3 separate regions of the Homo sapiens genome follow, and all the other regions are linked to region 1. A link is a contact called in ENCODE Hi-C or POLR2A ChIA-PET data. All regions are on one chromosome and are shown on one strand. Each heading gives the region's core, a stretch centred on a gene start or an enhancer-like site at or near the end of the contact. The rest is flanking DNA. Distances are from core to core; before and after follow the strand shown. Region 1 has its middle 230 kb from the start of FAM76B. Region 2 overlaps MAML2 (mastermind like transcriptional coactivator 2). Region 3 overlaps MAML2 (mastermind like transcriptional coactivator 2).

Region 1 (5,106 bases), core at 1,578-4,077:
CTCCAGGAAATCTTTTATCTCCACCCCACCCCATTCACACCACGTTACCCAGTACATAAACTCTTCCCAATTTCTCTCCAAAGGCACCTTGAACCCTGCTGCCATCTTTCCCGGATGAGTTGAGCCTCTCCTTTAATGGAGGTGTGAAGAAATTATTTGTATTTTCTTTCTTTTAAGCTATTCACTCGAAAGTTTCTCAGTTACAGACTGTTTCCTCTAACTGGCAACCTCTAGCTTCTTTGATGGGTCAAGCTCTTTAGAATATTTGTAAACCATCAAACAAAACACGACATGTTATGAATAAGGTTACACAGTTTTACCACAATTACAATGTGCCCAACCTAAGGAAACTGTTTCCTGCCTAGGGTTAGGTCAAGAAAGGAACCATATTCACATTTGCTATGAAAAACTCCATTCTGAAGAGCAGCTGTGTAAATTAATCTCTCTTTTGGTCAAACAAAGAGACTTTGTATTTGTACAAACAGATTTTTAGAAGATATGATTGTGTATTTGAAATACATCAGATACTGTACCAAATGTGCTACTTGCATGAACTCATTTAATTCTTATTAAAAACCAGAAAAGAAGTAGCATTAGTCTGCCCAGTCTACAGATGAGGAAACTGAGAAACGGTTACTTTTTGGAAATCACATAGCAAGTAATTGGCGGGGGCCACAATTTGTACGCAGATCTGTATGATTCCAGAATCATAATTAACCACAAAATTATACTTTCTAGAACAAGAATGCAGCCTATATTGTGAGATTTTGTTTTCAGGTATCACAAGGTTTCACCTGCCCCTAAGATATCTTTTCTCAGTCTTGCTTTTAAAAATTGATGTTATTATACAAATTACTTGAGTTGGGACCATATTATTAGATAGCCATCACTAAAGCAGAAATATAGCCTGAGAGCAACCAGGCTTTTTCCCCCTTTACACACAAGCACCACTAGAAAACATTCCTGGAATAGTTTAGGAAATAAATCGGTCTAATCCTGAAATGCAGAGAATCAGAGGCCTCAGGAAAGGGGATTTAGGATTACTGGTCAACTTTGATTAGGAAATGAAAGGAAAGTTCTGAAGATTAAATCATTGATTAAATTTCACCGAACATCTCTGGGCAGCTATAATTAGCAAACATGATTTTAGAAGTAGAATTAGAGGAAGGGACACATAATGTCAAGTCAGGAGATGTGCTGCCCAGGACACATTTAGCTTACTTTACCATTTTACTTCCTTCTTCACAGTCTTCTTTCTAATTGGACATTCAGAAAGGAACATGTCATGCACAGCTTCAAGCTTTCCGATGGGTTGCCAGTGAGCCTCTTTCTCCAGATTTGGCAATTAAATGCTTAGTGAATACTTAAAATGTGTCCCCACCCTCTCGTAGACTAGTCCCCCATCGCACTTTATCCCCTATGCTGCTGCTCCAGTGCTCACAACATTATCTGAAACCATATCCTATTATGTTGTATTAAATTATGTTTTACCATGTTATTTATTTATTTATTTATTATATGTCTCTCTGGAGAGTAGATTCCATGAGAAATAGCTTCATCAACTTTGTTCACCCCTGCATTACTAACTTGTAAAATGGTCCCTGAAATATAGTAGCCACTCAATACACATTTGTTAAATGAATGAATCAGCTATGGTATGGACTGCTGTGAGAGGTATTGAGGGAGTTAATATATAGCATTATTTAGTGCTTACTGTCTCCTAGGCCTGTTCCACACAGTTCACATCGATTAACTGCTTTAATATTCATTACCTTTCTATGAGATAGATATCATTACTAGCCTCATTTTACAGATAAAGAAAGTGAAGTACAGAGAAGTTAGGTAACTTGCTCAGTGTTGCACACCTAGAAAGTGTCAAAGCCACACTGGAACGCAGATCATCTGGCTTCAGGGTTCTGTTAAACTTTATGATAAAATAAGACAAGACACTACCGATTTGAGAAGAAAAGTCTTGCCCACACAAAAAAATAAAGAAGTTCACAGTGAATAACAAATGAAGGTTTAATCAATACGTTTTCTAAGGCTGAGAGGAGAGAAGGTTCCCAGAAGACCAAAGTTGCCGAGGAAGGGCTCATAAAGAATCCGAGATTTCGACTGGTTCTTGAATAATGTTTTGGCTAGTGATGAAGGTATCTTATCACTGAAGCCCCAGTGATTACAGTAAAAAAAAAAAAAAAAAGCAAGTTCCAGTAAAGACATAAGGGATCCATGATTCTATGACACACAGACATCTTTTTGAAGGTTCTGTTGGCCTTGGCTTTAATATATTTACTGATGTTTATAAGAAAGCAGGGAAATGAGAGAACAAAGAGTAAGGGCATGATGATGTCATTCTTCTGAGATGGTTCTGGAGAGGATGGCATTGCTTCTGGGACACCAGTAGCCCAGAAGTCAGGAATTCCCCCTGGAGAAAGCAGGATTATCCAGAAACAATCACTCTGCCTCCCCACTCTGTCTTCCGCAATGAGAATTGAGCTACTGATACCAGAGTGTTTAGAAAGTCAGAGCTTTCTTAATAAAGACTCCTCTGCACTGGATGGGAATTTCCCCAGTGAAGTCTAAGTTTCAATACCTGATTCCCCACTGATTGCTGTGATGATTATCAGGATGTCAAAAGATTGGCATTCCTGTCACTGAGAACTGGGTTGCTCATTTTCTCCTGAGTTGGGGTCTTCAAAGTCATCTTAAGCACTGCAGGGTTTCAACGAGCTGGAAAATGTGTGAGAAAACAACATCCAAGTCGTGGCTCCCATTTTTGACATCTGCATTCAAGACTGGGCCACAGGACTCCAGTGGTGGTTCTTTCAATCCCTTCTATTCATCAGGGCAGCAGGATTCGTGATTCAATGAGCTACGAATTACAATCCTTTCTCTAGAAAATTGGTTTTTGAAAGTGCCTACTGGGTATGACTAAGAGGTTTTGTGCACTGGGGTTTCAGTTGATGTTTGTATTTTTTCTTATTATGACTTGAAGGAAAAAACCAGAATCTAAAATTAGCCCTTGTTTTTTCAACTTGGAACTTCATAAACACATCAGCAGTGGGGTGTGTGTGTGTGTGTGTGTGTTTTGCAATAAGCAATATTACAATTTCTTGACATTTTCATTGCTGTTTCTTGACATATTTAGTGAGGCTTTAAAGGTTTCTTTAGACAGAAAAAAAAAAGAAAAAAAATGGCTATGTTCCAAATCACCATATGTTTCCAATTGCAAATTCAAAAGCAGAAGACAGGCCTTAACTTAAGCTGTACAGCCTTTTGTGGTGGTTATGGTGCTGGGGAGGTAGGTTGTCTTTTTACATTTAGTTATTAGAATTTCAGTGTTACCCAATGACATAAAAGGAAAATAAAGCATTTAGCAAATATTTGTTGAGTGCCATCTATGTGTAAGACACTGGGTCAGGGAGGGTGCAATCTAGTTGGGGATACAAAATATTAAAGAAAGCAAATGTTCAAAACGGGATGATAAATGGATAGCTTTCAGCCATAAGTTCTCCAGGAGATCAAAGAGTTAGGAGCTGACCTGGTAAAAGAACGATTCATAGAAGAGGTAAAATTGAGCTGAGTCTTGAAGAAGGATAATAGGACATTTCAGGTGAAAGGAACTATAGAGTCAAAGTCACAGTGATGGAGCTGTGCATGCACATTCAGATTGGTGACTGCATCTGTGAGGTTGGAACTGATGCAGTTTCATAAGAATGAGGAAGTTTCCATAAGAATGGGGAAGGAATCATGGAGAAAGATGGGAAAATCAAGTAGAAGTCACATTATGATAAACTGGAGTGACAGGCTTGGTGTACCATGATTATTGTTGTTTAGATTGTATTTAGTCCAAACAACAATTACTTGCATTGGGTACTGATTATAAGCCCCATTCTATAGATAAGGAAACTAAAGCTCATAGAGGCTAAGAAGTTGCCCAAAGTCAAATAATGAATTATTTGGTTAACCCAGATTTGAACTAAAGTCTGTTGGATTCCAACTCCTCTTAATCTTTCTAGCTTAAGTGGTTAGGCAGGCTTGAGTGATAACTGCTGTCAGCCAGTAGTTGATATTCCAGCAAGAATAATGATGTTTTTAACCAGGATGAGGAAATTAGGATGAGTAAACTAAAGAGTAGCTGCCTAGAACTAAGGTGACCAGAGGGCATGGTGGAAGTAGCAAGACCCCTAGAGCTGGCATGCTCTTGATGCATCCTCAGAAGGAACCTTATCACTTACAGCTGGAGTTCTTAGCCTCAGAGTTGGACAGTTCTTCCATATGAATGTCCCCGGCAAGCATTTATTAAAGAACAGATGCAGGGTAGGGAGTCAGAATAGTTGAGGGCACTTGGAGCCATAAAGGCCAAACATGTCCCATTTGAGTAACTGTTCTCCTCGGAGCACTTAACGATTTCTAAGACTGAGGTTCTTGAGTTGAATCAAGTTATCAAATGCTCCAAGGCACTGTAAGTCACTGAGGTGATAGGGAGCTAGGGCCTTAGAGGCCACTGTGTTTGCAGGTAACATGTATCTAATTGTAAACAGGATTGTTTCATGTTACAGAAAAACAAGGAGCTGAAGTGGCTTCATCCATAGCTAGATCCAGGTACTCAAAAAACAAATGTCATTTGTCTTTCTCCATCTCTTGGCTCTATTGTCCTCAACATTGCTTTATTCTCAGGCCAGTTCTTCAAATGGCAGCAAATATAATTAAGAGCACCTCCAGGCTTAACATCTTTCAGTCCACCTACCCCAAAGACAGGAGGGTGGTGTGATTTATGGAGTACTTCTTCCTCTAAAGAGGCAGAAAGATTCCCAACATTAGGTTCAGGACCCAACTTAAGAGTTAGGAGATGAGCCCAGCTACATCCAAACTCCATGGTAAGAGAGTGAGAAATGGATGGTTCTCCAGGGGAAATTAGGTCACTGCTACTAAAGAACAATGGTTACTGGGCAGCTGTCATAACAATGTCGTGATAATTCAACAGTGTTGAAGGCACTGTTGGTATGAAGAGTAGAGAAAGAGCAAGAAGAATAGGAAAAAGAGAGTCAGCTACATGTATAACAGAGCAGGAATGGCTTCTGGATTTCCTATTTTCTATGGTAG
Region 2 (5,106 bases), core at 902-3,401, 710 kb after region 1:
CAGAAGCAGCTGGACGTGGAGAGGAGCACATTGGCAGAGGAACACACAAGCGGCTAGACGTTGAGTGGAACTCACCAGCAGGCACCAGCAGGCCACTGACGGGCAAAACAACACAGAGTTTGGCTGGGGCAGTTGGAGGAGCGCTCGGCCCCCAAGCGGCCCAACTTATGGGGAAAATCATCTCCCTTATGGCTCCCCCATCTGCTGAGAGCTTCTTCCACTCAATAAAACCTTGCACTCATTCTCCAAGCCCACGTGTGATCTGATTCTTCCACTACACCAAAGCAAGCACCCCAGGATACAGAAAGCCCTCTGTCTTTGCCACAAGGTAGAGGGTGTAATTAAGCTAGTTAACACAAGCTGCCTTTGGATGGCTACACTAAAAGAGCACCCTGTAACACATGCCTACTGGGGCTTCAAAAGCTGTAAACATTCACCCCTAGACACTGCCCTGGTGTTGGAGCCCCACAGCCTGCCCGTATGTATGCTCCCTTAGAGGCCTGAGCAGCAGGGCACTGAAGAAACGAGCCACTTCCCCATCGTACACCCTGCGAGGGGGACAAAGGAACTTTTCCCATTTCACCTCCTCTGTCAGTACCAAGCTGGTCTGTATGAGGACGGCAGTCTTTGAAAAACAACATATTGGCCAGGCGTGGTGGCTCACACCTGTAATCCCAGCACTTCGGGAGGTCGAGGTGGACAGATCACGAGGTCAGGAGATTGAGACCATCCTGGCTAACACGGTAAAACCCCATCTCTACTAAAAATACAAAAAAATTAGCTGGGCGTGGTGGTGGGCACCTGTAGTCCCAGCTACTCGGGAGGCTGAGGCAGGAGAATGACATGAACCCAGGAGGCGGAGCTTGCAGTGAGCCGAGATGGCACCACTGCACTCCACCCTGGGCAACAGAGTGAGACTCCGTCTCAAAAAAAAAAAAAGAAAAACAACATATTGGTGCGATTCTGAGCTTCACTGACAAAGTGAAATTGACTACCTCTCTAACTGATTAACTATATCTCAATTTCAAATACTGACCACAAAGGTAGAATCTAATTATGAACTGACATATTAAGACCTAGGTGCTTAAATGGTAGGATGTACTTATTCTAGGCTTCCTGTGCTATGACAGGCTTTTACTCTTATGTGGTTAGGTATGTTTCCAGGGACATGCCTCGGTGAATATCACACATGGAAATGTGGTTAATAATGAGCCCCTTCTGTGATGGAATTATTATTCAAGGTATATAAATTTAGAAATACGTGAGGCTTAATAAAACATAACGTTATTGAGAAGTAAATCTCCCATTGAGCAAATCATACATTATTTCACATAATAGGTCCACAGATATTTTTAAGAGAGTGAATGAAAGGCCATGTAGCCTGCTGAGGAACAGTATGTCCCTAATGTATAGTTTTATATATGTGTAAAACCTAGGAGAAAATAAAGCAGATTTCCTTGCAGAGGTAGCAAAATTGTCAGCTACTTGGACTTTCAGGGAAAATACACAGTATTTGAAGAAAACAATAGTGGAGTCAGTGCCAAGCTGATGAGTAAAGTACAGAAACACATTATAATGGAGATGAGCTGGTTTAAATAAGCCCTAAGACAATCAAAAAATTATGTCTCCACTAAACAAAATTTCTATCCCACATATTAAGACTGTGACACAAATAGACAAAAGAGAGGAAATACATGATTATAGATGCTTAATTCGGCCAACACAAACACAGCATATCCATTTCAACACTGTGTGGAATTATTCAGCTTCTAGCTAGGGGAAAAAAGAAAAAAAGCATCAGGAAAAACAAAAACAAAAACAAAATCAAAATCCTTTCCTACAGTTCCCTCAAGGCAACCAGAAAGTGAAACTTAATTAAACAAGTGAAATGTAATTACCTAATGCTTACCGCACATGGTGCTGATTTTCACTTCACATTCTAGGTTCATTATTAACGGGCTGGTGCTGCCCAGAGGTAGGAATAAAAATTCTATGTAGGGGTAACCATTGGCAGGGAGCAAGAGAAGGAAAGTGCTACCTGTTCTGACCTCCCTACAGGGGCTCAATTCCTCCAGTCACTAGTTTCAGCTAGTCACACTTCAGGCTGAGACTGTGAGTAGAGTCTAATTATGGGAGGGCTGTCCCTCAAGCATGGTGGGAGGTAACCCCACTCTCTGGAGGAAGCTGAATCTGAATCTGGGGTTTTTTACACCTCTCAGGACCTCACTGTGATTGCTCACTCAGCCCACTTGCTATTTTCATGCACTGTTTAGAACAACTCAGCAGTTTCTTTTATAGGAAGAGGCATTTGACATAAGGCACCTGTTGAAACAATTTGAAATGTGATTTCATCATGACTCTGGAAACATGGAGATGGCTTTCTTTTGTTGACAGGTACATACATTCAGAACCAGAAGGATGCCATCTCTGCTCTCTATGATTTCATTTTATTATGAAGTTTGATGCTATAATGGTATTTGGATATCTTTATTTAACTTTGTATTTCCCTTTCTACCATAGCATCTTTAAGCATACATCTTAAAAAGTAGGCTGGGTGCACTGACTCATACCTGTAATCCCAGCACTTTGGAAGGCTGAGGAGGGAGAGTCACTTGAGTCCAGGAGTTCGAGAGCAGCCTGGGCAACATAGCAAGACCCTGGTCTTGACAAAAAATAAAATAAAAATTTCAAAATTAGCCAGGTATGGTGGTGTACTCCTGTAGTCCTAGCTACTCCAGAGGCTGAAGTGAGAGGATGGCTTGAGCCCAGGAGTTTGAGGTTACAGTGAGTTATGATCACACCACTCCAGCCTGGTGAGAGAGGGAGACCCTGTCTCAAAGCAAAAAAGTAAGTAAATATTTTTCCTACCTATGTGGCTTCCAAGGAACAAACATTTGAAAAATCAAAAACCCTACTTACAAGGAAAATTGGTATATGATATGGTTTGGCTGTGTCCCCACCCAAATTGCATCTTGAATTGTAGTTCCCCTAATTCCTATCTGTCATGGGAGGGACCCAGTGGGAGGTAATTGAATCATAGGGGTGAGTCTTTCCCATGCTGTTCTCGTGATAGTTAATAAGTCTCACGAGATCTGATGGTTTTATAAAGGGGAGTTCCCCTGCACACGATCTGTTGTCTGCCGCCATGTAAGATGTGACTTTGCTCCTCATTTGCCTTCTGCCATAACTGTAAGGCCTCCCTCACTATGCAGAACTGTGAGTCAATTAAAACTCTTTCCTTTATAAATTACCCAGTCTTAAGTATGTCTTTATTGGCAGCAAGAGAAGAGATTAATACAGTATATACATCAAGCAAACACTAAATTGCTCGAATAAATGCATATTTGGATTAGAATAAATCTCTAAAACTGAGAAACATACTCAGAAAGTTATGAAACAATATAATGTTGGCATCATAATCCACTTCATTCATATACCATGGAAATGACTTGGTTATTTTTATTGGAACTGCTAGAGGGAATCAAATATGCACAGACTTTTGAGAAATTTCAAGTTGCCTGTTATTGAAGATGATTAAGACGGATGACTTCATGGTGGGCATACTGCATCAGGTAAGGGATTGAACTAGGTTTCCTCTTAGCTCTTTTCCAAAGTGTCTATGGTTCTGTGAATCTGGTGAGATTTCTATGGTAGAAAGTCACATGAATCATCATTGTAGGTTTATGCTTCAGCTCTCCATTCAGCCTAAATAGCTATTGTATGTTATGTTCCTGAGAAGGTATTAACATGGTTGTTACTGAAGGGACCAAGGCTATTTCCTTCTGTTTCCTTCCACTCACTTTGGCATGTCCTAGTAAGTATATATATAATCCATTAAAAACCTCTTTTTGCTTTATTTTTTGAGGTACATTCTTTTTATTTTGGGGGGAAATGTCTTGCTCTGTTGCCCAGCCCAGAGTGCAGTGGCACAATCTCAGCTCACCGCAACCTCTGCCTCCTGGGTTCAAGTGATTCTATGCCTCAGCCTCCTGAGTAGCTGGGATTACAGGTCCATGCCACTATACTCAGCTAAGTTTTGTATTTTTTATAGAGATGGGGTTTCACCATGTTGGCCAGGCTGACCTCAAACTCCTGACGTCAAGCGATCTACATGCCTTGGCCTCCCAAAGTGTTGGGTTTACAGGTGTGAGCCTCCATGCCCAGCCTTGAGGTGCATTCTTCATTTGGCTTCCAGGTTGTTCTCCTTCCTCACTTACCACTCCTTCTAGTACCCTCTGGGAGTTTCTATCCCCTTGACCTCTAAACGTTGGGAGCCCCAGAGCTCAGAAACCTCTCGTTAAACCTCATGGCTTTAAATATTTAAATTAGCATAGCACTGATGACTGACAAATGTATGTCTTTAACCCAGACATCTCCCCTGAACTCCAGTCATATACACAAATGATATCTCCTTAGATGGCTAAGACTTGACATCCAAAACTGAGCTCTTGATCTTTTCCTCAAAACTCAATCCTCCCCAGTTTTCTTATCCTTAGTAAAGAGCAACCCCATCCTTGTAGCTGCTCCAGTAAAAAGACTTGGCATCTAGGTTGATTACTCTTTTTTTAAACCTTACATCCTATCCACTAAAATTGCTGGAGTCTCTACCAGATATCCAGTATCCAACAAATACCACTTCTGACACTAGCAGTCTGTTCTGAGATACCACCATTTCTTTTCTTTGAGATGGAGTCTTGCTCTGTCACCCAGGCTGGAGTGTAGTGGTGCGATCTTGGCTCACTGCAACCTTTGCCTCCCGGGTTCAAGCAATTGTCCTGACTCAGCCTCCCGAATAGCTGGGATTACAGACGGGTGCCACCACACCTGGTTATTTTTTTGTATTTTTAGTAGATATGGGGTTTCACCATGTTGGTCAGGCTGGTCTCGAACTCCTGACCTCGTGATCCGCCTGTCTTGGCCTCCAAAAGTGCTGGGATTACAGGCATGAGCCACCATGTCCAGCCACCATTTCTTATTAATACAATAGCTTCCTATATAATCTCCTTAAAATTTCCCTCCTCCTGTCTTTTTAAAAACACAACAGCGAGAATGATCCATTGAATACCTAAGTCAGATTATGCCACTTCTCTGCTTAAAACCCTCCAG
Region 3 (5,106 bases), core at 1,508-4,007, 690 kb after region 1:
AAAAAGAAAGCTGATGAACTGTCTGTGTCAGTGTTATATATTTAGTGGGCTTATTATTATTTTTGCAATGCATTGGCACAGCTCAATTTTAAATGCAATTACCACATTATAATCTTGGCAAGACCCACTGTTCCAAATAATTCTCTGATGTACAAATTAGTCTTCCTACTAAATGAAAACTGCCAGCAGAAAGGTACTATTACAGTATATAAAAATGAAAAGTCTCATTGAAGTACGGAATAACTATAAATTTCATTTCAGAAGCATATACTATATACACACAAACTTAAAAAAGTTATAATTAAGATGTCTAATTCTCCTGAAATAGCACTCAAATATATAATAATTCCCTGTAGGGTATGTAGGCAGTCTGGATCAAACAGCATCTCCCTATGCTGTGAACTAGAAACACTACTAGACTAATAGGTTGAACTATTTCTTCTGCTATTTTTCCAGAATATGAAGATAAACAGCAATTGAAGTGTCATCAGAAGATTCTGCAATTATTTTTTGATCACCAACACCATCGGCTGTTGTGAGGTAGAGTTTTTATTATAGTATATATTTACAAATGTCTTCAACAACTTACAGTATTTTCACTAGTTCTGCCACACAGTAGTACCATACATTGTCTTCTCAGCATCAAAGATTTAGTGCTTTAGCAGAGAAACCAACTCTGAAATGAGGACTTTGAGACTGGCTTTTATTTCCTACTAGGTGGTCCTTCTGGGAAGATCAGTGCACAGCTTCTCTTTCCAACATCTACTAAAAAATCCTTTTGAAACAATGTGGGAGGCTGACGACTATTCCCCTATTGCAGTGGTCCTTGACAGGGGGTGATTTGGCCCCCCAGGAGACATTTGGCAATGTCTGGAGATATTTTTAACTTTTGTAACTGGAGGGAGGGGTCTACTGGCACCTAGTGGGTAGAGGCCAGAGATGCTGGTAAATATCTTATAATGCACAGGACAGCCCCATACAAAAAGGACTTAGTCCAGAAAGAAAATAGTGCCACGGGTAAGAAACCTTGCCCTATTGGCTTCTCTGTCAACATAACAGGTATTGCCTGTGAACATTTGTTGCCAGAGTGAGTGTCCCTGGGACAGTGTTGATTGCGGAAGTCAACAGAGGAGGAGAATTTAAGTCCTCCACTTCCTGCTGGGCTCTCATAAAACGATGCAAACCAATGGGCCCTTGGTTTGTTTTAGGTTAGACTTGTGGAAGTTTTCGAAATTCTAGTTTTGCTCTGTTCAATCATTTTAGAAAATATCTAAGTATCGTTCTGGTTTGAATTAGTTTGTTTGGTCTATTTTTGAACATATTTTGCTTCAGTTACAACATTAATATTTGGGTTTTATTCAGTTCAGGGTTCAGCAAATTAGCAAAATTACAGCTTTGGGTTATGGTTACTTGTTATATATCTTTGCATGAGAGCCCATGCAAGTGTGATTGGAGCAGAAAGCTAAGGTTCATCACAACCATGGCCACTAGAGCTTTCTATGATCCAAGGAAGTTAATTCACTTTTTTACTTTGTTTCTCAAGAGGATTCAACAATGCAAGCACCAAACCAAGTGGATGCCCCTCTTTCTGTTGCTTGGTTTAAAATTAAAACCCTTGATGAATAAAGTGATTTATTTCATATTATATTTATGAAAAGGTAGAGCACTCTCAATGTTTTGAGTATTCCTGAAACTGTTTACTTAATTATACAATGAGAAACAAGACAGGAAAAAACTTCATAAAAATCACTAGGGATTTTAAAAAAATGCCCATGTACTCTTATTTTGCAATGGCTCTGGTTGTGAAATCATCAGACTGAAAAATACTGGAGGAGTGGTGAGGGTGGATTTTAGTGACAAGATTTCCTTAAGGCTGTAAATAAACCAGATTCAGTAAGAGAAACAGAGATGGCAGTTTTCATCATAAAAGGGGGAAAACATTTTCCAGTTGAATTATAGGTACAGCACAAAACAGTTGTTCCGTTTTTAAAAACTTTAGTTTCTGCAGGCTGAAACAGAGCATTTCATTTGGCTCAGTTCATGAAAGCCATCTGCACCTGCTCACGAAACAGCTTAAAGAGAAAAAAAAAGTGTGCACCAAGGATTTTAACTTACACAGACAATAAGGGATAGACTCTGGCACTCAAGCACTGAAAAAGCAGGAGCATGATAAAGGGGAAAGGATCATAATTTTATGAAGTGCCAATAAATAATAACCCCAAATCAGCTTACAGCATCACTTAGGTTTACCTGTGGAAGCTACACTTGCCTGTTCTGGTTGCATGTTTAAAAGTTAAGCAATTAAACCTCAATTATATAGGTTTTTCTTTTATGTAGCCTAGGGTTGAATGCATTACTGGCAGGAAACTTTAGCTCATGAATTCAATCAAAAATCCTTTCATTTGTCAGAACTGCTTCCTGCTGCCTCCTTTAAACATCTGCTTCTCCAGTTCAGGGACACACACACACACACATACACATACACACACACCCCCTCTTTGTTAAAATAATAAGCAATCTACCAACTTCCCTTGCAAAAGTTACATTCTCTCTTACACACACACACACTTGTTCCCAGTAGAGTTTATTTAATGTGTCTTTTATAGCTTCCTTGTCCTTCTCTCTTCCTTTCCGCTTTTAAATTCTGGAAAACCTCAAGCTGACAAAAGAAGACATTTTAAAAATGCGAGGATAAGGCCCGGCCGGCCTCCAGACCAATGAGAAGGAAGCAGAGCAAGGAGGCGGGGGAGGCGGGGTTGGCTGTCGGGAATTGCCTGCACTCCTTAAACGGCAGGCACTTCCTGCTAGAGGAGGCCAGCTCTGAACAGACAGAAATCGGGTGGAAAGCTAGCAGGAGGCGTTGCTCAAGTTCAAAACAATCTGTGCGTGTCCAGGCACGCGCGGAGCCAGACCCCAGCCGCGCGGCTCAGACCTCGCGAGAGCCATCACCTGAGAAATCCACAGCCTTTTCTCATCAGGCTTAGACTGTTTTTCCCATACCTCCAAGAAGGAAGACCCACATGTTAAAACTATGAGAAAAGCTGAAAGTGCCTTCTGAACAGTCATCCTTCTTTTTCTTTTTTTTTTTTTTTTGAGACGGAGTCTCGCTTTGTCGCCCAGGCTGGAGTGCAGTGGCGCGATGTTGTCTCACTGCAAGCTCCGCCTCCCAGGTTCATGCCATTCTCCTGCCTCAGCCTTCCGAGTAGCTGGGACTACAGGCGCACGCCACCACGCCTGGCTAATTTTTTGTATTTTTAGTAGAGAAAGGGTTTCACCGTGTTAGTCAGGATGGTTTGTCGTGATCCGCCCATCTTGGCCTCCCAAAGTGCTGGGATTACTGGCGTGAGCCACCGCGCCCGGCCCAGTCATCCTTCTTTAACCACGACATAGGTACTCAGGTCCGCTGGCCTTCCTCTGCACTGATGGACTTTTCTTTGTGAAACTGATTCAGAGGCGGACCTCAAGTGGCTTATTCCTTCGCCTAAAAATCGTGCTGCTTTTTCCTCTAGTGAAGTCTGGAGTACAAATTAATAAAAACTTGGGGCTGTGCGGCCTAATGGCTCAAACCGTGTTCCAGATGTTTTGAAATATTATTACCCCTTTTGAGAGCCTCAGTGTCTCCCTGGAGGGTAAGACATCTGCCTTAAGGGCACTTACCAAGAAACTACAAACATTTGACTGCACACAACAATGGTATCTTAATAAGACAAGGTGCTTAATACAACTGGCTGCCCTATTATGACGTGTAAGAACGTTTTCATATGTAAGCTATGCTTGCAATTCTATAAGTAGATAAGGAAGCTTGTGGTTGTTACACTTCTAATATATGGATAGAAGAGCTTAAACTCTAATGATTAGAAAATTACTGGTATTCTGAAGTGTATTACAATCAATGCATTCATGATATCTACACGTTGTAATTATTCATCCTTAAATTAAAAATGGTTTATATGGTTATAGCCATATATATCGATTATTGTTTTATTATATTAATAATAGCTAACATTTCTGAGCACTATGTGCCAATTATAACACAAAGTTCTTTACATGCATTATTTCATTTCACCCCTACGACTCTACAGAACTATGATTACATTGAAGAAACAGAGGTTTGTATCATTCATTTGCTATAGGCCAGGGAGTGAGTTAACAAAGCTGTGACTTGAACCCAGCACCTGGACTCTCAGAGCAATCACACACTATTCAACCATCCACCCATTCATCCATCTATCCGTCTGTCTGTCCATCCATGCATCCAATCACCCACACACCCATGCCATCCAACATGAAATGTGTATTATTTGGAAAGACACAGTCATAAGATGTGCACAAAATACTTAAAAAAAGGATCTATTTTGTCCACCTGAAACAAAAGGAACATGCTGTATCTTAAAATGTCAGATGTTAGATGTGAGATTATACATCCATACTGAACTGTAGAAACAATGAATAATACAAGCAAAACCAAAAAAGCCAATGCAACTGATATCAACAAGAAATTCAATACTCCTCTGACATACAAAATATAATACTCAGTGTATCTCTCAAAAGACAATTTTTCTTTGAATTTTCCAAATAATTTGCAAAAATTAATTCAGGGAGCCTTCAGGAAAGTGCCTTCCGAACAGTCATCCTTCTTTTTTTTTTTTTTTTTTTCCAAAACAAAACATGCTTAGCATGCACACTTTTACCACTTTTTTCGAGTGGAAAGTTTATTGGCAATATTAAATTTCACCCTAGATAGGATATGAGAATGTTTTGATAAATCACAATTTATAGTATATTAATGCCATGTGAGAATTTTGTTTCCCAAGTAAGAGCTCACATGGAACTTGGTCATTAAACCTTAAAGAAACCTTTCTCACATATCTATAGGCCTCAAATTGAAATAATCTATAAATGAATTTGTAGATTTCTTTTTAGTTTAATTCCTGAGTATACAGGGCAAAAGCTTATATCCTTTATATAAACTTCTGCTTTGGTCTAAAACTGATATATCTTCACGTTGAGGTTTCATCTGAAATGCACCACGTTTGCTGACTTGCTTCAATATGAATTTGTATGGCTATGAAATTGTGCCCTAACTCAAGCTATTTCTATGTTCAC

Evidence for each region. Hi-C counts contacts between places; a loop is a spot of excess contacts on that map. ChIA-PET counts read pairs that join two places held with the same protein, here RNA polymerase II (POLR2A). Pooled maps may share reads with other maps.
Region 2: a pooled map shows a loop between it and region 1 (17-fold over the local background). The contact joins two enhancer-like sites. A Hi-C loop is called at or near these places in 2 of 37 single-sample maps with no recorded cell type and 4 of 50 pooled maps. POLR2A ChIA-PET finds 5 or more read pairs at or near these places in 2 of 52 experiments (H1 and activated CD4-positive, alpha-beta T cell).
Region 3: a loop to region 1 is called in a pooled map, with 5 times the contacts of the local background. The contact joins two enhancer-like sites. A Hi-C loop is called at or near these places in 2 of 37 single-sample maps with no recorded cell type and 2 of 50 pooled maps. POLR2A ChIA-PET finds 5 or more read pairs at or near these places in 1 of 52 experiments (BJ).

What each region holds. Positions count from the first base shown.
Region 1 is chr11:95,553,869-95,558,974 of GRCh38, forward strand. No RefSeq gene overlaps it. Among named protein-coding and RNA genes, the nearest start is that of FAM76B, 230 kb to the right of the region's middle. Within about 2 kb of position 2,828, at least 2 of the 41 ENCODE cell types and tissues checked have a DNase peak (open chromatin) inside an H3K27ac peak, as active enhancers do.
Region 2 is chr11:96,265,645-96,270,750 of GRCh38, forward strand. All of the region lies in intron 1 of MAML2 (mastermind like transcriptional coactivator 2), which reads right to left. Among named protein-coding and RNA genes, the nearest start is that of MIR1260B, 73 kb to the right of the region's middle. Within about 2 kb of position 2,152, at least 7 of the 41 ENCODE cell types and tissues checked have a DNase peak (open chromatin) inside an H3K27ac peak, as active enhancers do.
Region 3 is chr11:96,240,579-96,245,684 of GRCh38, forward strand. All of the region lies in intron 1 of MAML2 (mastermind like transcriptional coactivator 2), which reads right to left. Among named protein-coding and RNA genes, the nearest start is that of MIR1260B, 98 kb to the right of the region's middle. RefSeq lists an enhancer at 2,969-3,118. Within about 2 kb of position 2,758, at least 38 of the 41 ENCODE cell types and tissues checked have a DNase peak (open chromatin) inside an H3K27ac peak, as active enhancers do.